Regions from separate parts of the Homo sapiens genome. Here region 2 is linked to region 1. The links are chromatin loops, found by intact Hi-C in ENCODE. Cell type or tissue: endothelial cell of umbilical vein. All regions are shown on one strand. Each heading gives the region's core, and the rest is flanking DNA. Links, peaks and the distances in the headings are about the cores only. Region 1 has its middle 280 kb from the start of LINC01689. Region 2 has its middle 350 kb from the start of LINC01689.

The links. Hi-C counts contacts between places; a loop is a spot of excess contacts. Peaks named below come from ENCODE experiments on the same cell type or tissue, not always from the same donor. Only the 100,000 strongest peaks of a DNase experiment are listed, where the experiment ranks them.
Region 2: it touches region 1 in a loop (9-fold over the local background); 2 of 110 quality-filtered maps call a loop at or near these places.

The regions. Positions count from the first base shown.
Region 1 is chr21:24,040,220-24,052,513 of GRCh38, reverse strand. No RefSeq gene overlaps it. Among named protein-coding and RNA genes, the nearest start is that of LINC01689, 280 kb to the left of the region's middle. In endothelial cell of umbilical vein, for the core only: a CTCF peak has its summit at 6,626 (motif pointing right); DNase peaks (open chromatin) are centred at 5,443 and 6,473; H3K27ac peaks cover 1,658 bases.
Region 2 is chr21:23,962,342-23,974,635 of GRCh38, reverse strand. No RefSeq gene overlaps it. Among named protein-coding and RNA genes, the nearest start is that of LINC01689, 350 kb to the left of the region's middle. In endothelial cell of umbilical vein, for the core only: CTCF peaks have their summits at 5,641 and 5,841 (motif pointing right); a DNase peak (open chromatin) is centred at 5,815.

The DNA of each region.
Region 1 (12,294 bases), core at 2,653-10,652:
ACTCAAGATTTTCTCAAAATCATAAGGTTCCACAGAGTTGCTTGCATTTTTCATTTGTTTTCAATGTAAGTCTAGGGACTACAGTTTGCCTATGAAAGTGGAGTTTTCTAGTTTTAACTAAAATCTTATTCCTAAAATGAACAGTAGTCTTAAAAAACAGTCCCCCATAGAAATTGTAGCTCACAGATAACACTATCGTGAAAGCGGTGACTAGTAAGAAAGTGGATTAAGAAAACGTGGCCCATATACACCATGGAATACTGTGCAGCCATAAAAAAGGATGAGTTCATGTCCTTTGCAGGGACATGGATGCAACTGGAAACCATCATTTTGAGCAAACTAACACAGGAACAGAAAACCAAACACCGCATGTTCTCACTCATAGGTGGGAATTAAACAATGAGAACACATGGACACAAGGAGAGGAACATCACACACCGGGGCCTGTTGTGGGGTGGAGGGCAGGGGGAGGGATAGCATTAGGAGAAATACCTAATGTAAACGATGAGTTGATGGGTTAAAAAAAATCTACCCATGTTTATTCCCTGTAAGACCCAACTTAAACTCTGTTGAATAAAAAGGAATGTATTGGTCAAAAAAAAAAAAAAAAAAAGAAAGTAGAACTGTTTTCTTTTTACTAGCGAGAGAGCTTTTTAGGCATCACTTATTAAGTGATGACTTAATAAGGCTTGATAATAAATGGATAAAAATATTGATATTATTGTATTATTGAAATATGTATTTGTGTCCACTACCATGAACAATAAACCATTGATATGTGTGTAATAAGTTTTGTAACTTTGTAAAGTATCTTTTTAAACACTTATATCCACTAAAAACTACAGAAAACTGAAGTAAAAGGGAACCAGACTTTTGAAAATGTGTCTCTTAAAATATTAAGCCAATATTCTCAGGGGGCATAAAAATGAATAACATAATTCTCACTATTATTATAAACATACATTAATAGTAATCTTTTCATTTTATAAAACAATATGTATTAGCAATATATTAGTGAGGAAAAAAGGTTCTCTATCTCTAGTAAATAAAATTAACTGATTTAACAAAATTTCCTTTTTCATCTCATCTGTTTAAAGATTCTATTTCTTATCATATATATATGTATACACTAAGATATATAATACTGCTATGTACACATATCTTTCTTTCTATTTATTTCTATGCACACACATAGGCACATATAAACACATATAATGCAAACTTAACATCTTTTTTTTTTTTTTTCGAGATGGAGTCTTGCTCTGTCTCCCAGGCTGGAGTGCAGTGGCGCAATCTGGGCTCACTGCAACCTCTGCCTCCCGGGCTCAACTGATTCTCCTGCCTCAGCTTTCCAAGTAGCTGGACTACAGGTGTGCACCACGATACCAGGATATTTCTTTCTTTCTTTCACTTTCTTTTTTTATTTTTGTAAGAGAGGTATTTTCACCATGTTGGCCAGGCTGGCCTCAAACTCCTCACCTTGGGTGATCCACCCATCTCAGCCTCCCAAAGTGTTGGGATGACTCGCATGAACCACCATGCCTGGCCTTAACATCATTTTTTTACTGATAGAGATATACTCCCAAAAATGTTTGGAAGGAATTGCTGTAATACTAGGACCAAAAATTTGACAGATTATTTTTCTTCAAAGAAGCTGCAAATGATAAAAGTAAAAAGGCAAATAACGATATTTTTATTTTCCTTTAAACATAAAAAGAGAAGGCATGGATAATTGATTATAAGGCAATTATTTGTTGAAAGGCTTAGTTTAAATTATTCAACTATTTAAATAGTAAATAATAACATCCACAATTTAGCCTTTTTTTTTGAGTTTTAAAGGCAGAAATCATTCACAATTTGTCCAGTATGAATATGTGTCACCTAAAATATTACAGAATGCTTTCACACATTTTATCTTGTTTTAATTTTGACAAATGATGCAATTTAGTTTCTACTTAGATTTATATGGTTTGTTTCATTTTACATAAAAGAAATCTGAGGTTCAGAAAGATTGCTACTCACTCAAGCACACATCTAAATATCCGGACTTGAAGACATAAATTTCCTTCCTCTTTTTTCTCTGTAAAGTCCTTAAACTGGTAATTCACACTGATGTTGTATTCATAAATATCCCCCAAGTTTATACAATCGGTATGCTAACAGTTACTGCTGTTTCTCTTATCATTAGATAGCTTAGATGATGACACAGCCAAATGACTGACAGCAATTGTTTTTAAACTTCTTTTATTTTAGGGAGAGTACAGAATGTACTCAGTTGACTTGTGTCACCCCAAAATTCATATGTTCGAGTCCCAACAGCCAGTACTCCAGATTGTAACCCTATTTGGAAATACGGTAATTGTGTTTAAAGAAGTGATTAATGTGATTAATTTAAAATGAGCCTATTATGGTGGGATCCTAATCCAATTAGTTCTGAGGTTTTGTTTTGTTTTGTTTTGCTTTGTTTTGTTTTTTGAGGTCAGGAGTTCAAGATCAGCCTGGCCAACATGGCGAAACCCTATCTTTACTAAAAATACAAAAATTAGCCAGGTGTGGTGGCGCGTGCCTGCAGTCCCAGCCACTTGGGAGGCTGAGGCATGAGAATCACTTGAACTCGGGAGGGGAAGGTTGCAGTGAGCTGAGATTGTGCCAGTGCACTCCAGCCTGGGGGACAGAGCGAGACTCTGTCTCCAAACATATATGTTGGAAACATACATGTTTTTGTTTGTTGATGTGTATTACATGTAGATGACTGTAGCACAAAATCATTTCTGCTCCTCTTCCTGGATGCACAGCAAAACTACTTTACTAGCCTCTCTTGCAGTCAGTGTGGTCATTTGACCAAATTCTTTTTAATAAAATGAGAGCTGAATGTGCTGCTGTAATGCTCAAGCCTTTAACCCAGCAGGTGGGCTGTCTCCATTGCTCTCTTCTTCTTCTGTCCAAGCACTGGGCATGATAGACCAGCTTTATGATATGAACAATGGCAAGGCCCTAGAAGACAAAAAAGTACTATTAAAAACGTAGCCTGCGTCCCGATGTGGAAGAGAGCTAGCTACCAACCAGGAACACCTACCTATACTATTAGTAAATAAATAAATAAATAAATAAATACCCTTTGAGTCTTTCCGTTACAGTGGTTTAACCTACATGAATGGTAAGTTTTAATAGAATATTTTTTAACTTTTAAGTAAGTTCTGTCATTTTTCACACTCTAAGGTGCAACTGTATACACATTTTCAGGACTTTTTTTTCTGTACTTCTTGATTCTGACTCTTAGGTCAAATTAACATTTAAATCTTATTTCCCATTATAGTTGAGAGCAAAGCCCCTTTCAGGTTTTCTGTTTACCTCGAAGGCTTTTCTGCTTGGCTTCCTTAATGTGCTGATTTGCACAGCAAAATGAACTTCAGCTCATCTTTTAAACCTGAAAGCTTATATTCTGATGAATATAGCAAACATGGTGAAAAAGCATGAATATGCACAAAATCTGTCAATTCTCCACACCCCCTGCATTGCGAAGGCTCTTATTAAGACCACAAAATGGCAGAATGCAGATGGTGTTCATGAAAAGTTCTCTTCCTAGGTACCACACATAATATGTTAGATGACTTCACCTGAGGAAATTACATGATGTACAGAAGCAATTTTAGAAAATAGCATGTATACTTGACTACATTCATAACTATTTTACACTCTGCTTTAGAGTCCTGGTTGTTATGGCGTCTTATGAGTGACTGTAATTTTTGTAAACTATAGAAGAGTGGTTCATTCTGGAATATCTACTGTACTGCCAACTTGCTCTTGGGCATATAATCCAGAGGTTATTTCCAAGATTTAGAGACTTTTACCCCTTAAATCATATAGTAATTAGATTAGAAATTTCTTGAGTGATTACCTCATATTAATTCCTGCTTTTACCAGAAACTGAGCTATACTAAAGATACCAATATCTACCCAGTATAGAAAATTTCTCACAATCCCGTGGTGAATCATTCTTTGTTAGAAATGACAAATGACACTGAAGTAAATGCTAGAAATTTAATGTATTCTATTATACCCAAGTTTCTGCTCATCTATCATCCACTTAATTACCACCATTTGTACCTTGAAATAAATTGCTATACAGTTTAATACAACTCTAAGGACGAAGGAAATGACAAAAACAATGGCATTCTAAATAATTGGGAGGCAAAAATGTTCTGTATGTGTTTATATATTCACATAATCAATGATATGCGAGAACTAAAAATATTTTTAAATATCAAGAAAGTGTAAGCTTTTCCTAAGATTATTTCAAAAGTGTGCATACTTCATTCTCCTAGCCATGTTTCCCTTCTTTCTTATTTCATCCATTACACTAAGAACTTCAGCATTTTAAAAAAATTTTCTACCCTTATGCTAATTACATTCATAACGTGATCTATGATAACATAATGAAGATGTAAATTGGAGTGATCCAGACTATCTCAATCCATTTTGAAGTCCCTGAGACAGTTGCATTGTTATAAACCAATAAACATACAAGAATAATACAACTCATTTGTCTAATTAATCTTAAGTCCTTAGAGCCAGAGCCAGTGCCTGGCTGGTTATATACTAATATGTGTGTGCAGAATGTACACATGATTTTCAACTTTAAATATAATAAAACGCTAAAAAATCACATGGAATATGTTTATGCTTAATTAGGTTTAACTGTACCATGTTATACATAGCATTTTGGGGGTGATAGGTGGCACAAAAATTTAATAATCTAATTCAAAAGAGGTCATATATTCTGTATTTCTTTTCTTTTTCTTTTTTTTTTTTTTCTTGAGATGGGGTCTCACTCTGTCACCCAGGCTGAAGTGCAGAGGCACGATCTTGGCTCACTGCAATCTTCACCTCCCAGGTTCAAGCTATTCCCCTGCCTCAGCCTCTCGAGTAGCTGGGATTACGGGCATGCACCATCACACCCGGCTAATTTTGTATTTTTAGTAGGGACGGGTGTCACCATGTTGGCCAGGCTGGTCTCAAACTCCTGACCTCAGGTGATCCACCCTCCTCAGCCTCCCAAAGTGTTGGGATTACAGGCGTGAGCCACTGCGCCCAGCCTATTCCGTATTTCTCTAATAGGGAGTATTAAGACTCTTTAAAGTTTAGTTGCATAGGGTTCTTGTAAAAATTTTATAAAATAGGGCACATGGAGGCCTAGAGAAGTTCTTTAGTTTGTTCAGTAGTGCTTAAAAAGGAGGAACTGGGCTAAATGGAGAAGCCTCATTTGTGGTTCACTTGCCTGCTCTTTATGGTATATGCACTCTTTTCTTCCTCCTTCTTAACATTGTTTTACTCCCTTGTCCTCTTTTCACTAATAACACAACATAGTGAGGGAAGTTTCTATCAGGGGCATTTTTCTACTTGACCAGTTTAGGGGTTTGTCAAGACTAATTCCTTTTGCCTTTAAGTTTACGCTAAAGATGTTGTAGAACGATCCACAATCTGCTACTGTGGGTCTCTTTCCATTTAAGTGGGTAGCCATGAATGGTTAATCTAGTAAGTCTGCCTGTGTGAAAGTAATTTCCTGTCGGAAAAAACAAAAAGGCTTACTTTTTTTTTTTTTTTGCAGCTTTCACTTTATATTGAGAACTATCATTCTTGGTACAATGATAAAACAAAGGCATCAAATTTAACATTCAAACAACCATAACAGAAAGATTAAAACAGTAAATAATATAATAAGCTATGAATAACTTTATTTTTTCATATTTTAGTGCAGGGTAATATTAACATAATTTTACTTAAGAGCAGGACTTTTAAAAGGAACTTTAGTTATATTTATGTCTTAATTAATTATTTTAATTTAGTCCTAACGCAAGGATATACATTGTTTTCTAGAATTTGACTACCATGAAGTGATTCCTCTGAAGATTTGAATATTTCTAAAGCCCCTTGGAAGTCAGAAAGTCTTGGTGGTATTCCTAGATTAAAAATGAGAGAATTGTCATGAATCAGGAAAATTTGAAGTGTACATAAATATTCAAGACTTGCGTAGGGCATGCAGTGTTGTTCTCCTCAAGAATTATGTTAATTGGGTCAAAGTCTTGTTTTCATATAATTTTTATTTCCTCTGGAGTGCCTTGCAGAGTTCTAGGCACTTGGCGAATTTTAGTAAATATTTGTTAAATAAATATGTGAGATTTAATACCATGACAGTCAGCAGTTCATTTCAAATTTTTAATTATTTTTTGTAACCAAACACCGGTATCTTAGAGTTTTAAAACTATTATCATTTTATTCTTTCTCATGAGACTGATCTTTGGAAGGCTCTGCAGATCTAGGTCATATTTGGCTGATGTTGGAGATGAGTCAGTGGGAACTGGCTGGTCTAAGATGACCTTAGCTGAGATGCATCAGCTCTGCTCATTGTAGTCTCTAATCCTACAGCTGGCCAGTCCAAGGCAAAAGGGCAGCATTCCAAGAGAGTGGCAGCATGCCAGCTTTCTGGAGAACTAGGCTCAGAATGCCACACCATGACTGCCCTGCATTCTATTGTCCAAATCAAGTCACAAGGCCAGCTCTGATTCAGGGGATAGAGAAAGCAAGTCCACCTCTAAATGGGAAGAGCTGCAATGACATGTACAAACAGCATGCATAACGGGGAGCTGTGGTCAGCAGGGGGCGTTTTTGCAATCAACATTTGAAATATTCAAGCAAAAACAAAATAGAAAGAAGTCAGGATATTCTCAAGGCTTAGAAATGCAACATAATGAATTTATTAGTAGTTTTTTTTTTTTATCCTGTGAGCAACGTACAATGACAGAAAAAATAAATCCATAATTTTTGTCAGCAGAATTAGCTTCATTCAAATGACTTATGCTATTTGTCAAAACAGAAAAATCAGTCAAGGTCCACTAGCATTGGATTTGTCAAAACCCTAATTTTCACAAACTTGGCATTGCTACATTGCTACTAATAGCACATGGCTTCTCCTGGGAGAGAAATTTTGGCTTTTCTGCTTTTTTTTTTTTTTTTTTCTGGTGTTGGTTTTTCCTCGAGCTTTCTGCAGTCCTTCCTATGTAAATTTATATCGGTTGCCACAAAAATCCATTTATACTACCAAGAATCATTGACTTAGTAACTCCAATGACGTTAATTTTTCTGTGAAGTGATGCACAAAACAACAAAATCTTTTTATAAATAAATTCTGGAACATATACTAGCTTTTAAAAATGATATTTAAATTCTTCAGCCTTCTAAAGCTTTTGGCTTGTGGAGACAGGAGAAAGCTTAAAAGCTAACTATTTTATCAACATTTGTGTACAACTTTAAATAAAAGACAAATATTTTATTACTAGCATTAATCATTTAATTAAAAATCTGATTTTCTTCTTTACTAGAGTCAATATTTATGTCATTATATAAATATGCATACAGCAGATATTAATCTGAATGGAATCAGTATGAGAATAAAGGAGGCTATAATCAAAGGTGCAGATCTGATGTTGCACCTTATGGGGCATCTAGATTTGAGTATGAAACTTTACATAAGGGAAGCAAGAGTCTAGGTTATCTGGTGCTCTACTTACTATAGTTATGGGTTGAACAACCTAGAAGATTGGGGTCTCATTCCTTTTCCCCAAAATCCCACTTTCTGCTATGTTTCTGGGATGGAGCGTCCATATCTTTCTCTCCAAGAACTCACTCTTTGACTTATGGTGGCCTAGAATTGCTAGTTAAAATCAATGCTAATGACTTATCTATCTCTCCTTTCATCTTCTTCTTTTGATTAGTAATTACTTAATTTGCTGTCTCAGGGATAGCACTGTAAGCTTTGCACCCTAAGCTTGTTTAACTGTATCAGAAGGAATAGTGAAAAATATGAGAATCAGAACATAAGCAGATTAAAGTACAGTTAATCTACAGGAAGTCAAATCCATACCAAGATAAGATTACTGAGTTTTACACACACCCTGCAGCTAAAGAAGAGCCTGTATATCAGAAATGTTGTTGCTTTTATACTTTAAAAATTTATTGTGAGAATTTTTAAGTATTCCACTTAGAAAATCAGTTATTAAGGATCATCAATTGCTAAAAAAGGTAATCATAAGCACTAGTAGTGTCTTGAGAGACAATGAAGTAAATTACTAAAAATCAAAGTACACATGTAATTTAGAGAACACTTAGGCAAAATAAGAAGGTTCAAGTTTAGTTCATACTAGAAGAGACCTAATTACAAACCTACCATTTGTAAGCAAAATATGTATATTGGTGCCCTTGTTCAGAAGAACAAATAAATACCCTTCTCAAGTTCCTTTTGTAATAATGAAGACTCCCCCTGCAGGGCTGTAATTGACTTAAACCTTCCAGGTAAGGAAATTTTACAGTAAGTCAAACCTTATAATAACGTTGTGACATCTGAATCCCTCCAGTTTATAATGGTCCTCTTTATCATTAGTAAAAAACAAAAACGCTAGTAGAAATAGGTTAGAAAATACTAATTTAAATATAAAAGTTCCAGTTAAATGCCTCATGATTGTTTTAATTTCTAACCAAAAATAACTTGAAATCCTAATGTAACTGTAAAGTAACGGTTGAATTTTATTTTCTTTTTACTACCATACTAGTGGTTAATAATTAAAGAATGTTAACCCCCTCCATAGTAGAAATGATGTCTCTGTGTTATAAATCTGTATATTCTCATTATTTAGTATTACCTTGACGTTTAGTAGGCATCTCACAACTGTGTTTGTTGAGTGAACCAATTAACCAATGGCTGAGTAAAAACAAATAAAGCTTAAGACTGAGAGTGATTAGACTACTTGATAGCCCAAAAAGGAAAGATTTATAAACAGAGAAATCCTAGTGTAGTCATAACTGTTAGAAATGAGAAGGAAATATTTCATGGTTGTTGTTGCTGCTGATGCTATTGTTTATTCTCGAAGACTTTAATCAACATTTCATGTAGTTGAATGCAAAAATGTGGTTTATTGGCCGATATCGCACCACTGCACTCCAGCCTGGGCAACAGAGCAAGACTCCTGTCTCAAAAAAAAAAAAAAAATGTGGTTCATTGGAATATTTGGGCCTAGGTACCTTGAACCTCTAAATGGATAAAGTATCTTAAGCCTTCTCATTTCCCTCAATACTAATTAAGACAGCAACATCTACAACCACCTCCAAAAGCAAACAACTTACCTGTCATAAACTCAGTATCTGACATATTCTTCCATTGGCTTTGCTTACAGCTTTGTTGAATTCGTTGACAAAGGAACCTCCTGTTTTATGAAAATAAATAGTATTATCTTAAAACAACTTGAAAATGTGGACCTAGTGAAAATACTGCATTATTTTATTTTCTTTTATAATTGTCAACTTTCTCCTGTGTGATGTGGAGATTTGATTTACATTTCTTAAGTCAGGGCTAAATGCTCTTATCTGGTGAATACCCAACAAAGTTTAAGTCTTTATATTCCCTTTGTACACAAATTAATTTTAAAAAATTCAAACCCCTCTTTCCCCAAATCTTGTGTCCTTAATCATCAGCTAAATGTTCTAAATAAATAAATGGAAACCTGATGTGAAAGAAAGAGGGAGATTTTGATCTCAGCTATTCAGATAATTCAGTTCCTGGATGTTTATGCTGATCAAAATCACCAGATTCTTGTTCAAACCTCTGCTTCTGTTTACCTGTGTAAACACAGAATGTATTATGTTGATGTAGTTTTATGGGAAGAAATTGCTAGAGCTTTGGAGAATAACTCAAGCGTTTTATCTGTGTTTGCACTAAACCTAAACTTGGATTGAATATCTTTCTATTTATCTATTTTGCTTAAAAAAAACTAGCAGGTCTGAGCCATCTCAAGAGAAACTGTGTTTTTCTTAAATGAACAGCATATACTTAGATTGGATGTTTTGTCTTAAAATATTCAATATTTCCTTATTTTAGGAGCAGAAACTAAGACTTAACAATGATTTAAAGCAAGAAATACTTTAGGTGTAAAAAATTCAAGCATGCAAGCAGTTCATTTTGCAAAATCCCTTCCAATTTTTCAGACAATCAATGCCTTTTTTGCCTGTTCATATAGATTTTTAAGGAGATTCTTACGAGAGCAAAATTAATTATGCATTTTCCCCTCTTTATCATCTTCCATTTCTTGCAGGGGTGTGGATTGGAAATTTTTTTTTTTTTTTTTTTAGACAGAGTCTTACTCTGTCGCCCAGGCTGGAGTGTAGTGGTGCAATCTCGGCTCACTGCAACTTCTGCCTCTGGGTTCAAGTGATTCTCATGCTTCAGCCCCCCCATCCCCAAGCAGCTTGGACTACAGGCATGCACCCCCATGCCCAGCTAATTTTTGTATTTTCAGTAGAGACAGGGTTTCACCATGTTGGTCAGGCTGATCTCAAACTCTGGACCTCAAAAGTGCTGGGATTACAGGTGTGAGCCACTACGCCCAGCCTGGAAATTTTCTTAAGACTACCTGCAACCTGCCCATTAGTATCTGTGGTATTCCTGATAGGTCATTCTGCCTTTTCAGAAGTCAGGAGATCGCAAGAGAAGAATCAGGAAATTTACTAGAAAATATTCAAGTTTGTGCTATTTGAAGGCTACAAATACAATCTCCTGGTCTGTCCACTGTTGGTCACTGGTAAAGAGATCAAGAGAGAGGATGGCAAATGTAGCACTGTTTCCCATAGTGTCATTGAGAATGCATTAAGTTTTCTAATTGTGAGTAATGACATGAGGCATTTTGCATGTAATATGCATGTTATAATTAAACCAAATCCTTACTATTATGTTTTCATCAGATAGAGTCCCGGCAGGAAATAGAGAGCCCATTGAAACTTGGCAAATTAAAGATAACTAAATAATGGGATTATTGTTGTAGATGTAGTCAGAGTTTAGGTGAGCCAGCAGGGAGTAGTACAGGGCTTCAGGCCTGCAACAGGAGGGAGACTTCACCAAGCCTATGATTGAAGGGTTGTGATTTGTTACAGTGTCCAGAAAGAGTAGCTGTCTGGACAGGTCTACCTCATAGGAGTTGGGGCTTTCTATAGAGGGATCCTGTTGCTCCAGGGTGAATCAATATGTGTCTCAGTCCATTCAGGCTTCTATAACAAAACAGCATAAACTGGGTGGCCTATACATCACAAAATCTATTTCTCAGAGTTCTAGAGCCTGAGAAGTACGAGATCAAGGAGGTGGCAGACGCAGTGTCTCATGAGGGTCAACTTTCTGGTCCATAGACAGTGCCTTCTTGCTGGACCCTCCCATGGTGGAAGGGGTAAGAGGTGTCTCTTAGGCTTCTAAGGCACTAATCCCGTTCATGAGGACTATACCATCATAACCTTATTACATTCCAAAAGCCCTACCTTCTGCCATGATTACACTGGGTGTTAGGATTTCAACATACAAATTTGTAGGTATACAAATATTCAGACCGTAGTCATAGTGAAGTAGTACTAACACCTCTTTTTCTTCTTAATTTCTGGATATCCTCCTGGGGTCACCTATTTGCCAAACCCAACAGCAAAACCAAAAATAAATCAACCCACTGCAGCAATTTATACAGTTTACATTTCTGAATACATAAAGCACATGACAGAGTAGATAATGAATATAAAAGGGTAAGCCAATGGCATCCATTACAGTCCCCAAGGCCTTCTGTGATCTGAACCATTCTTTGTTTCCACCATTTCTATTGCACGCCATTTTCTTAATGACTTACTTAATGACTTACTTTCCTCGGACGACCACAGCCTTCTTTCTCTTCCTACCAATGAAGCAAATGTATACCCTAGGGCCTTTCTATTATGTTTCATCTACCAGGAAAGGTCTTCTTTAGATCCTAGATTCCTAACCATTTAGGAACATTACAATCGTCACCTACTCATTGAGGCACTCCAGAACCACCCAATTAAAAACATCTTCCTCACAGAGTCACTTTTAACAAACTGTCTTTTTTATTTACCTCATAACAGATGCCACACCATACAATCTATCTTGGTCATTTATTTGTTGTTTTATCCACTTATGAGAATTTAGGTTTCTAGTCTAAGCACATTGTCTTTCTTGTTCATCACTGTATATTCAGTTTTTCAGAACAGTTCCTGATCCATATGTTATTTAGCTTATATACCCAGCTTACTTTCTCTTATAGATAGGAAACCTGTGGCACATGTGTGTCCAAGCTAGTAAGTGGTATGACACTAAAGTATAAGCTCAATTGTCCTTAACTCCTTTAAGAATCACCACTAAATTACACTACTTCCTAAAATCATAATTTGAAAGAGAGAACAGTTTTGCTTTGAAAC
Region 2 (12,294 bases), core at 1,557-9,556, 77 kb after region 1:
TTCTATCTAAATTCAACTGTTTTAATGTTTAGCTCCCACAAATGAGTAAGAATATGCAAAAATTGTCTTCTGGAGGTTGGTTTCTTTCACTTAATATAATGTCCTATGCTTCCATTCTTGTTGTTGCAAATGACAGGATCTCATTTTTTTTATGGCTGAATGTACTCCATTGAGTATATGTACCACATTTCCTTTAACCATTCATCTGTTGATGGACACTTAGGTTGTTTCCAAATCTTGGCTATTGTGAATAGTGCTGCAATAAACATGAAAATGTATACATCTTTTTGATATGCTAATTTCCTTTCTTTAGCACATTATACCTAGCAATGGGATTTCTGGACCATATGGTAGCTCTAGTTATAATTTTTTGAGAAACATCCATGCTGTTCTTCAAGTTGCTGCACAAATTTATATACCCAACATCTATATGAGGGTTACCCCTTCTCCACACAGAAAAACATAGAATACTATAACACTATACTTGTGATGTGTAAAGTACTCACACCTTGAATAGAAAGACTAAAATACGAAGTGATCAAAAATAAGAACTACAGCAACTTTTCAAGACATAGAGGATATAATAAGATTTAAATAGAAACAACAAAAATGTTAAAAAGCAGGGGAACAAAGTTAAGGTGTAGAGTATTTATTAGTTTACTTTTTGCTTGTTTGTTTGCTTAGGCAAAAAGTGTTGTTATGACCTCAAAATAATGGGTTGTAAATCAATAGTTGGAAGCATTATGGTAACTTCACACCAAAATCACACAACTCATACACAAAAAATAAAAAGCAAAAATCTAAATCATATCACCAGAGAAAATTACCATCACTAAAAGGAATATAAGAATGAAGGAAAGGGCCGAGCGCAATGGCTCACAACTGTAATCCCAGCACTTTGGGAGGCCGAGGCAGGTGGATCACTAGGTCAGGGGTTCAAGACCAGCCTGGCCAAGATGGTGAAACCCCATCTCTACTAAAAATACAAAAATTAGCCAGATGTGGTGGCGTGCACCTGTAGTCCCAGCTACTTGGGAGTCTGAGGCACAGAATTGCTTGAACCCAGGACGCGAAGGTTGCAGTGAGCCGAGATTGCATCACTGCACTTGAGCATGGGTGACAGAGCGAGACTCTGTCTCCAAAAAAAAAAAAAAAGAAAAAGAAACAAAGAAAGAAAAAGAATAAAGGAAAGAAAGAAGAAACAACCACAAAACAAATAACAACATGGCAGGAATAACTCCTTACTTATCAATAAATGACACTGAATAATGGACTAAACTCTCCAACCAAAAGACATAGAGTATCTGAATAGATATTTAAAATAAACAAAAAAAACACCAAGACCCGGTGATCTGTTGCCTGGAAAAAGCACGCTTCATCCATAAAGACACACAGGGGCAAAAAGTAACACGATAGAAAAAGATATAGCAAGAGTAGCTGTACTTGTATCTAATAAAATAGATCTCAAGACACAAACTATAAACAGAGGCAAAGAAGTTTATTATATAATGAGCAAGGGGTCACTTCAGCAAGAGGTTATGACAAGTGTAACTATATATGCACCCAGCATTGGAGCAGCCAGATATATAAGGCAAATACTATTAAAGCCAAAAGGAGAGACATAGACCTCAACACAGCAATAGCTGGAGATTTCAACACACCACTTCCAGCATTGGATACATTATTCAGACAGAAAATCACAAAGAAACATCAGACCTAATCTGCACTGTAGACCAAATGGACCCAATAGATGCTCACAGAACATTTGATCCAATGGCTTCGGAATACTCATTCTTCTACTCAGCATATGGATAATTCTCAAGGATAGACCATATATCAGGTTACAAAATAATTTTTTTTAAACTTAAAAATTTGAAATTTTATCAGATATCTTTTCTAATAAAATTGAACACAATGAAATAAAAGTACAAAATAGTAATAAAAGAGTCTCTGGAAACTACACAAACACATGGAAATTTAACAATATGCTCCTGAAGGGCGAGTGGGTTAATGAAGAAATTAAGGAGAATATTTAAACATTTATTGAAACAAATGATAACGAAAACACAACATACCAAAACCTATGGGATAAGGCAAAAGCACTACTAAGAAAAAAGTTTATAGCTGTAAATCCTACAACATAAAAAGTTAAAAAAATGTCTCAAATAAACAACCTAACTCGTCATCTTAAAGATCTAGAAAGTTAAGAACAAATTAAATCCAAGTTTAGTAAAAGGAAATGAATAACAGAGATAAGAGCAGAAATAAATGAAATTGAAACAAAAACATACAAAAGATTAATGAAGCAAAAGCTTGGTTTTTTGAAGAAAACAAAATCAGCACATTTTTACCCAGACTATCTAAGAAAAAAAGAGAGAAGACCTAAGTAAATAATTTCAGAGATAAAAGAAGGAGACACTAGAACCATCCAAATAATCATTAAAGGCTACTATGAAGCAACTATATTCCAATAAATTAAAAAATGTAGAAGAAATAGATAAATTCATAGACACATACAATTTACCACAATTGAAACATGAAGGATTTAAGACCTAAACAGACTAATAACAAGTAATGAGATTGAAGCCATAATAAAAAGTATCCCATCAAAGAAAATCCTGGGGCCTGATGGCCTCACTGCTGAATTTTAACAAACATTTGAAGAAGAACAAATAACAATCCTATTCAAACTATTTCAAAAAATAGATGAGGAAGGAATACTTCTGAACACATTCAAAGAGGCTAGTATTACCCTGATGCCAAAATCTGACAATGAGACATCAAAAAAAGAAAACCACAGGCAATCTCCCTCATGAACATTGATGCAAAAATTTTCAAGAAAATACTAGCAAACAAAATTCAGTAGCACATTAAAAATATCATTATTCATAGCCAAGTGCAATTTATCCAAGGGATGCAAGAATGGTTTAACATATGCAAATCAATCAATGTGATACATCGTATCAACAGAATAAGGACAAAAACCTTATGACAATTTTGATTGATGCTGAAAAACTGTTTGATAAATTCAACATCCTTTCATAATAAAAACCCTCAAAAACTGAGTATAGAAGGAATATACCTCAACACAAGAAAAGCCATATATGACAGACCCACAGCTAGTATCATATTGAATGAGGAAAAACTTAAAGCCTTGTCTCTAAGAACTGGAACAATATAAGGGTGCCCACTTTTACCACTGGTATTCAACATAGTACTGGAAGTCCTAGCTAGAGCAATCAGACAAGAGAAAGAAATAAAGGTCATCCAAATTGGAATGAAAGCAGTCAAATTATCTTTGTTTGCTGATGATATATTCTTACACTTGGGAAAACTAAAAGATTCCACTAAAAAACAGTTAGAACTGATAAACAAATTCAGTATAGTTGCAGGATACAAAATCAATGTACAAAAATTAGAAGCATTTCTATATGCCAACAGCAAATAATCTGAGAAAGAAATCAAGAAAGCAATTGCATTTACAATTACTACAAATAAAAAATAAAATACCTAGAAATTAACCAAATAAGTGAAAAATCTCTATAATGAAAACTATACAACATTGATGAAATAAGTTGAAGAGGGAACAAAATAATGGAAAGATATTCCATGTTCATGGATTGGAAGAATTTATATTTTTAAAATTTCTATACTTCCCAAAGCAATCTACAGATTCAATTAAATCCCTATCAAAATATCAACATCATGCTTCATAGAAATTGACAAAAACAATCCTACAGTTTTTATGGAACCATAAATGATCTGAGTTTGTTCTCAGCAAAAACAACAAAACTGGAGGAATCACATTACCTGACTTCAAATTATACTATAGAGCTATAGTAACCAAAAAAAAAAAAAAAAAAAAAAAGCATAGTGCTGGCATAAAAACAGACACATAGACCAATGAAACAGAATAGAGAACTCAGAAATAAATCCATACATCTACAGTGAATTCATTTTTCATAATGGCATCTAGAACATATGCTGCGAAAAGGACAGTCTCTTCAGTAAATCGTGTCGGGAAAACTGTATATCTATATGCAGAAGAATGAAAGCATGCCCACATCTCTCACCGTATACAAAGTCAAATCAAAATGGATTAAAGACTTAAACCTAAGCCCTGACACTGTGAAACTACTACAGTGAAACACTGAGGAAACTCTCCAGGCCCTTGGACAGGTCAAATATTTCTTGAGCTATATCAAGCAAGCACGAGCAATCAAAGCAAAAATGGACAAATTGGGTCACATCAAATTAAACAGCTTCTTCACAGCAAAGAAAACAATCATCAAGGTGAAGAGACAACCCAAAGAAAGGGAGAAAATATTTGTATACTATCCATCTGACAAGGAATTAATAACCAGAATACACAAGGGTCACAAACAACTCAATAGGAAATAATCTAATAATCTGATTGAAAAATGGGCAGAAGATCTGAATAGACATTTGTCAAAAGAAAACATAAAAGTGGCAAAAAGGTATATGAAAATGTACTCAACATCATTGATCATCAGAGAAATACAAACCAAAATTACAGTGAGATATCATCTCACCCCAGTTAAAATGCCTTTTATCCAAAAGTCAAGCAATAACAAATGCTGGTGAGGATGTGGAGAAAAGGGAACCTTTGTACATTATTGGTGGGAAGGTAAGTTAGTTCAACTACTGTAGAGTACAGTATGGGTGTTTCTCAAAAAATTTAAACTAGAGCTAACATATGGCCTAGAAATCCCACTGCTTGGTATATACACAAAAGAAATGAGATTCATATATCAAAGAGATGTACGTACTCTCATGTTTACTGCAGCACTATTCACAATAGCCAAGATTTGGGAACAACCTAAGTGTCAATCAACAGATAAATGGTTAAAGAAAATGTGGTACTTATACAGAATGGAGTACTACTTAGCCATAAAATCAAATGAGATCCTGTCATTTGCAACAACATGGATTAAACCTGTCATGTATGCACATAAGGTACCCGTTGGCAGTGATGCTCCACTGCGCTCCAGGGTAAGTGTGGGAGGCTGTGGATGGGTCCCTTGTGGGTGTGGAGAAAGCACTGAAGCAGCTGGAAGCACACAGCACGAGAAGGAATTCGCCTTCACCAGCAGAGTCAGATAAGCGTTTCTGACTGCACTGCAGAAAGTACATGTTCAGTCCCTAAGGGACACTGCGCCGGTAAGAGACCTCCAGGTGCAAGCTGTGCGCCTGGGGGCTCAAATGCACAGCTTGGAGCAAAAACTGTGGGTAAGGACCTCCAGGTGCAAACAGGGCATTTAGAGGCCCAGAAAAGCAGCCTGGAACAGGAAACAAAGAATAAAGGAAAGAAAGAAGAAACAACCACAAAACAAATAACAATATGGCAGGAAACAGTGAGACAGCCGTCACTGTGACCTTGAGCCTGTTCTCCAGGCAGGGAACTGCCCCGTTCAGTCTAATGCTGAGGAGCAGGAGGCTCCCCGCTGCAGGCTCGCCCTGTGATCTGTCAGAAGGTAGAACATGAGCAGCCAATGGGACCTCAGGAGCGGGCTCAGGGCCCCCCTACTGTGGTGGAACACACTTCCTATAGTGCTTATACCCTCACTGAGCTGCGGGAGTTAGGCAAGCAATGTGGGCAGCTTTTGGGGGAGCCCCTTCCTGCCTGGTTACTCGTCTTTCGGATGAAGGAGCTGACAGCATTTCCTGCTCCACCTCTGAGGTGGAGAAGCTGGTTTCTATTACAACTTACCCCTCCCTTCCTCAGCAGCTACAGCTGGTGAACACAGGGGCAAGGTGACCACACTGATTGAGTGGCTGATGACAGTGAAATACCAGAAACTGTCAGTAGATGGCAGTGGCATACCGATTTGGTGCAGGTACTCCAGGGGCTGGGTATATGGCAGGCCATGTTTGATCTGAATACCTGGGGGCCAGATGATGAATGTTTTGTCTCTTATATGAGGAATCTTGTTCTGGGCTAAGTGCACCTAAGTGCTTTTGCCTCTCTGGCTGCTGTCCTCACCCCGTATGTGGGGTGTCGCATATATGAAGTGACTACTACTATGGTAGCCCTCGAGGAGGCAGAAGGCCATCAACAGGACCAGGGAATTGTGCCATAAAGAAGAGGAAGATGCTCCATCTACAGGTACCCACCCCCCGAGATAAGAGAGGGCTCCAGTGGGTGAACCGCATGAAGATGTGGACTGATTTAATTTCAGCTGTGTTGCTCCAGTGAAAATTGACAGACATCCCAACAGAATGCTGTTGGCTCTGGAGGCAATTGTCCCCAGAGCAACAATTCTGGAAAATACCCAAGAGGGGGCAAAACAATGTTGCTCAACCCAGTCCCACCCAGACGCTTCAGCTCAAGGACTATTTGCAGACTGGCTTAGATACGAAGCCTTTCCTGTTTGATTAGGAAACTGGCCAAGGTACCTGGGTTGCGGGGGAACCAGGCAACTGAAGGCCATACGTGGAGTTGGCAATCCACTGGTCTGCCACTAATGTACGATGGGTCCTAGCGCTGGTAAATACTGGTGCAGACTGCAATCTTTTTTATGGGAACCCAGATAAGTTTCTGGGCAGAGCTGCATTTATTGATGTTTATGTGGGCCAGTCAGTGATGGTGAAACCTGTGTCTCTGCATCTTGGCATTGGCCACTTGGCTCCTCCACCATACACTGTGTATGTCTCTTCCGTACCTGAATGTATATTGGGGATGGACATTTTGCATGGTCTGGACTTGTACACCATGGTCAGAGAATTCAGACTCAAGTCCCTGTAGTAAAGCCGGTACTGCATGGACATACATATCACCGGCCCCAAGTTCTGCCACAACCCTGACAGGTTACCTCCACTCGTCAATACCATTTGCCAGGGGGATATATGGAGGTAACTGAACCTATTAAGAAGTTAGGGGAGGTGCAAATAGTGCATAACACCAATATCCCCTACAGTTCCCTGGTATGGCCAGTCAGAAAGCCTGATGGGACTTGACAGATGACAGTGGATTGTTCGGAACTGAATAAAGTAACACCCCTTCTGTGTGCAGCTGTACCTTCCATTGTGGATTTGATGGACCACTTGACAATGGAACTGGAACAGTACCACTATGTTGTAGATTTGGCTAATGCATTATTTTCCATTGACATTGCTCCAGAGAGCCAGCAACAATTTGCCTTCACATGGGAAGGACAACAATGGACTTTCACTGTGCTGCCACAGGGCTATGTACATAGCCCCACTGTTTATCATGGTCTTGTGGCCATGGATTTAGCCACCTGGAAATGTCCAAAAGAGGTCCACCTGTTCCATTATATTGATGATATTATGTTAACCTCTTATTCTCTTGCACATTTAGAAGTGGCGGCGCCCCTCTTGTGGCAACATTTGGCAGTATGCAGTTGTGCCATCAACAAATCCAGAGTCCAAGGGCCTGGATTGTCTGCCAAATTCTTAGGAGTTATTTGATCAGGTAAGATGAAGGCCTTAACAGAGGCCATCATTAATAAAATCCAGGCATACCCCCAACCCACCATGGTGAGACAGCTGCAGTCCTTTGTAGGCCCCTTGAGGTGCCTACACCTAAAGACTTTTTGTAGGCCTTTTGGCCATTCATGCCCCATTTGGCTCAAATGATAAAACCATTGTACTGGTTGACCAAAAAAGGGGGCTACCTGGGAGTGGGATGATGAGGCTGAGACAGACTTTCTGTCAGCCAAGTGGGCTATTCAGCAAGCACAGGCCTTACAAGTGATTGATCAGGGACGCCCATTTGAACTTGATGTACATGTGACTACAGATGGTTTTGGCTGGGGCTTATGGCAGCACAGAGAGCACTTTAGAATGCCAGTAGGTTTTTGGTCCTAGCTGTGGAAAGGAGCGGAGCTCCGATATTCATTGATAGAGAAGCAATTAGCTGCTGCATATGCCACACTTCAGGCCTGTAAGCCAAGAGCATGAAGGGATGGGCTATGGTCATCCTATGGATGGCTTACCCAATAGCGGGGGGGGGGGGTGTGCTCATGGGTAATGACCCCCAACCCTGGGATGGCATAGACATCCACTTTAGCAAAGTGGGGCACCTAAATTGGAGCAGCAAAGTTCACAGAGTATAAGTCCTTTAGCAGCAGAGTTACAAGAGGTCACTGGGCCTGTAGTCCTAATGCAAGACAAGGCCACAGGGCCTGAGGCACTCCTAGACCCTGAGCCATCACCGTTTAAGGAAGGGCACCCCCCATTCCTGATGGGGCACGTTATACAGATGGGTCCAGCTGGGACACTACTGCTGCCTTGAATGCAACAGCAGTCCAGCCTAGTATTGACATGTATGGTTTGATACTGGGTGTGGACCAAGCTGCCAATGGGCTGAACTCAGGGCAGTGTGGATGGTGATCACCAAAGAGCAGATGCCTATGGTAAACTGCACTGATAGTTGAGCAGTCTATTGAGGCTTAACCTTATGGTTAACTACCTGGAAGTTACAGAATTGGCTTGTAGGCCATTGGCCCATTTGGGGCAAACCATGTGGCAAGACCTTATAACTGTCTACCATGTGTAGGGTCATATGCCTTTGACCACCTCCAGTAATGATGAGGCAGATGTCTTGGTCAAGGTCCATTGGTTAGAGTCGGCATCTACATGAGATGCGGCCTTGTGGCTACACAGGAAACTGAGACATGTGGGAGATAAGCTGATGCGGCAGGTCAATAGGTGCTGGGGTCTGTCTTTGCCCTCGCGGGACTTTTGGGAGGCCTGCGAGAAGTGCCCGTCATGCACTCAAGTGTAATGGAGACACTGCTCAGTGTAACACAACAAGTGAGTGTAGGGCAGATGCCCTTGACAAGATGGCAAATAGATTACATTGGACCACTGCCAAAATCACAGGGCTACACGCATGCACTGACAGCTGTAGACACAGCCACCAGCCTGTTGTTTGCTTACCTTAGCAGGGTGGCTGACCAGCAACACACCATTCGAGACTTGTAACACTTAGGTGCCTTATACAGCCATTCCCTGGCCATTGAAAGTGACGGGAACACATTTCACTGGACAGCAGGTACAACAGTGGGCACAGCGGATGGACATACAATGGGGGTTCCACGTTCCTTATAACCCACAAGCCGCTGGCATGATTGAGCGATATAGTGGACTCCTGAAGAATGGTTTACTTTTGCATGTTACTCTTACTCCCCAGTCTTTGTGGTGCTGGAGTTCCAGGTTGGACCTGGCGCTCCAAAACTTGAATGAGCAGCCATGGAAAGGTGGCACAGCTACAGTGGAGGCACTGACACTGGGCCGCTGCCCCCATCCAGCTACAGATACAAACCAAGGATGACTTCCACCGACCAGTTATGGGGACAAATGGTAATCTGTTGTTGCCTGCCCCAATGCCTCAAATGCAGAACAGAAAACCTGGTGTTGGCCCTCCAAGCCCCCCATTGCTGATGGTTGGCTGACATAGCCCCCAGAGGGGAGGGCCTGCAGTATGACTTACATGTTACTCCTTGGGTATTTAATGTGTGGTCCTCACGATTAACCATTCATAGGGGAACAGCCAGGGAAGGGACCCTCCTCCGGGGGACATGTGTACTGCCTGTGTGGTCTAACATGAGCTCCCCTGTGACTTTGGCACAGTTACAAGACCCTAAAAAAACACAGGGATCTGATAAGCTGTCGCAGAAGAAGTCCTTGGAGGCTGCGTTGTTTTCCAGAGATGAAAATTTGGCCCGTATTTTGCCTGAGGGACATGACTTACCCCTGTTAATACTTGTGCCTCCTTTGCGGTTCCGGCCGTAGGTTGACATGCTCCAACACCATTGTGGACTGGGCCCACACCTATGCCCAGGTGACCAATGTCTCCAGCTGTTGGATCTGCACTGCCCTTCCAGCAGCAGCTGTGGATGGCTTGCCCTGGAATGTACATCCAACTTCTAAAAAGAACTACTAGACATGGCTAGAAACTTGGGGTCCCACAGACAGTGGTTGGAATGCAACATGGTGAGCTTTGGATAGGGGGCATTGCAAAACCCATGACAGGCCTGCCCCCGGCTGACTTATAGTGTCCATGATGGGTGGTGCTGGCTAATGAGAGAGCACATGGTACTCTCATTGCAGGTACCATGATGTATATATAGAGCAACACTGCGGTGAAGTCACTGTGGGATTGTTGCCCGCTGCAGCCTGTGCAAACATAATATGTGTCTCCTTACCAAGCCCAAGCCCCAATGGACTTTGTGCCCCCTGGGAGTTTATGGGTATTTGGGAACACAGGATGGCCATGTCTGCCAGCCAACTGGACTGGATATTGTTGCTGGGGGTGGCCCATGTGCCTGCCACTGTGCTTTCCACATCGCCTTGTCATCCACATAACTGGAAGGCGCTACGTTCCTGGTTTTTGTAAGTGCAGCGGGCCCTCTGGTGGCTCTACCCCTTAGCAATAACTATCCCAGGAGCAGGTGTTATTCATGTAGAAATGCAGGTTACAGCCCTTGCAGTGCACACAGCTTGGGCCCTGAATTACACCCAAGTTACCCTCCTTTTGTTAACCGATGAGGTTGATCAGATCAGGAAGGTGGTGCTGCAAAACTGGATGGCCTTAGACATAGTAACAGCTGCCCAAGATGTTACTATGTTCCCTTGTAGGCATACAGTGTTGTACATTCATCCCTGACAACCAGCAGAACACAACAGCAGATTTACAAGGGATGTCACAGGAGATTAAGGTGGTTGAGTGCCTTACTGACAACCCCCTGCAGAGATGGTGGGCATCTCTGGGCTCTGGCCTATGTTGGGTTCTCATAATCATAGGTAGCACAGTAGGAATATTGGTAGTAGGTTGTTGCTCTCTGTATTGTTGCTGTGGCCTCTGGGTCCAGGGTACTGCCCTGTGTGCACAGGTCCCCACAAAGAGGACTACCTTGGCCTAGGGGGTGGAGTGTAAGGAACATGGCTGCACTGCAGCCAGGCAGGCATAGGCCAAGATAAACATCCTGTGTGACTCAACGAGATTGGACTCCAGGCACACAACTCTGTGCATTATATAATCACAGCTATGTAGCCATAGTATGGGAGGGCTCATCACCTGGCTTGTAGCCACTGTTGTTTGCCAGGTGCATAAATGCAAACACCCACAGTGTGAGTGAGCTGCTGAATAAAGCCATGTCCCATCTACCTGCTGTCTCGTCAGTGTTCTTCCCACTCCCTACCCCTCATCTACCCACTACCCTCAGATCTCAGCTGGGGCTTGAACTTGATACCTTGCCTTGATGACAATTGCCTTGATGACAATTGTTAATTATAATAATAACAAAAATTTGACCACTCCCTTAAAAAGAAATGACTTATGGACTCCACAGCACATAAATTCAATATAAGTTTTCTCCTTATATGTTTGGCTCAAGAGCACACACATTTTTAATATTAATATATTTAATATTACAACCATCTACAAATAGCAATTCCCAATAGGTGTTTACAATCTTGATCAAACACAGACTTGCACAATCCCTGAACATTAAAGGTTGAACACCCATTGCTATCATTTTGAAAAGATCCTCAAGGTATTTGGCACTGGTTGTGATAAACGGTCATGATTAGGTCAGTTCAGATGGATGACAGGACAGCTGTATGCAGTTCTATCAATTACTTTTTGGTAATGGAACAATTCAAGAGAGCCAGTGAAAAGCATTAATACAACTTGACAGTGGATAATGAATTATTTGATGGTTAATGGTTGAAAATGCTGTATCAAAGGCTAAATCTGCTAGAACAAATCAATTACCATTCTTAATACCAACAGATAGGTTTTCTGCAAAACCTGGCATATATGGCTGTGTTTAAAATTCTAAATGGCCATGTAAAAGTGAACTAAGATGATCATAAGTAACACACTATTAACTTTAGGAAAATCAAACATTATATTGATTCTTTCATTATGTAAAGTCAATTAGCCCCATCGTCAGTGGTCAGTGTTTACTTAAACAGTGTGTGGGCCTGTGTACTTGTGAAGGTACGAGTATATGTCTGGAAGGCATACAAACCTTCTTAAATTTTGAGTGTTGCCTTTGTTGCTTAAACAAAATAACAGCAGAGGGGAAAAAAATCTATACATGTGTAAGTTTAGCTAAATCATCATCTTGATTTTCAAAAAATCCTGAGAAAAAAGTTATATCTGTAATAGCATTCTTTTTCTCTCTCTCCCTTAACGTGATACTGAAATGGCTATGCCTCAACAGAAATTAGAAATTTATCGCAGCAAATGTAAGCTCACGTTCATTTACTGCCTATTCTAGTTGATATTATAATACATAA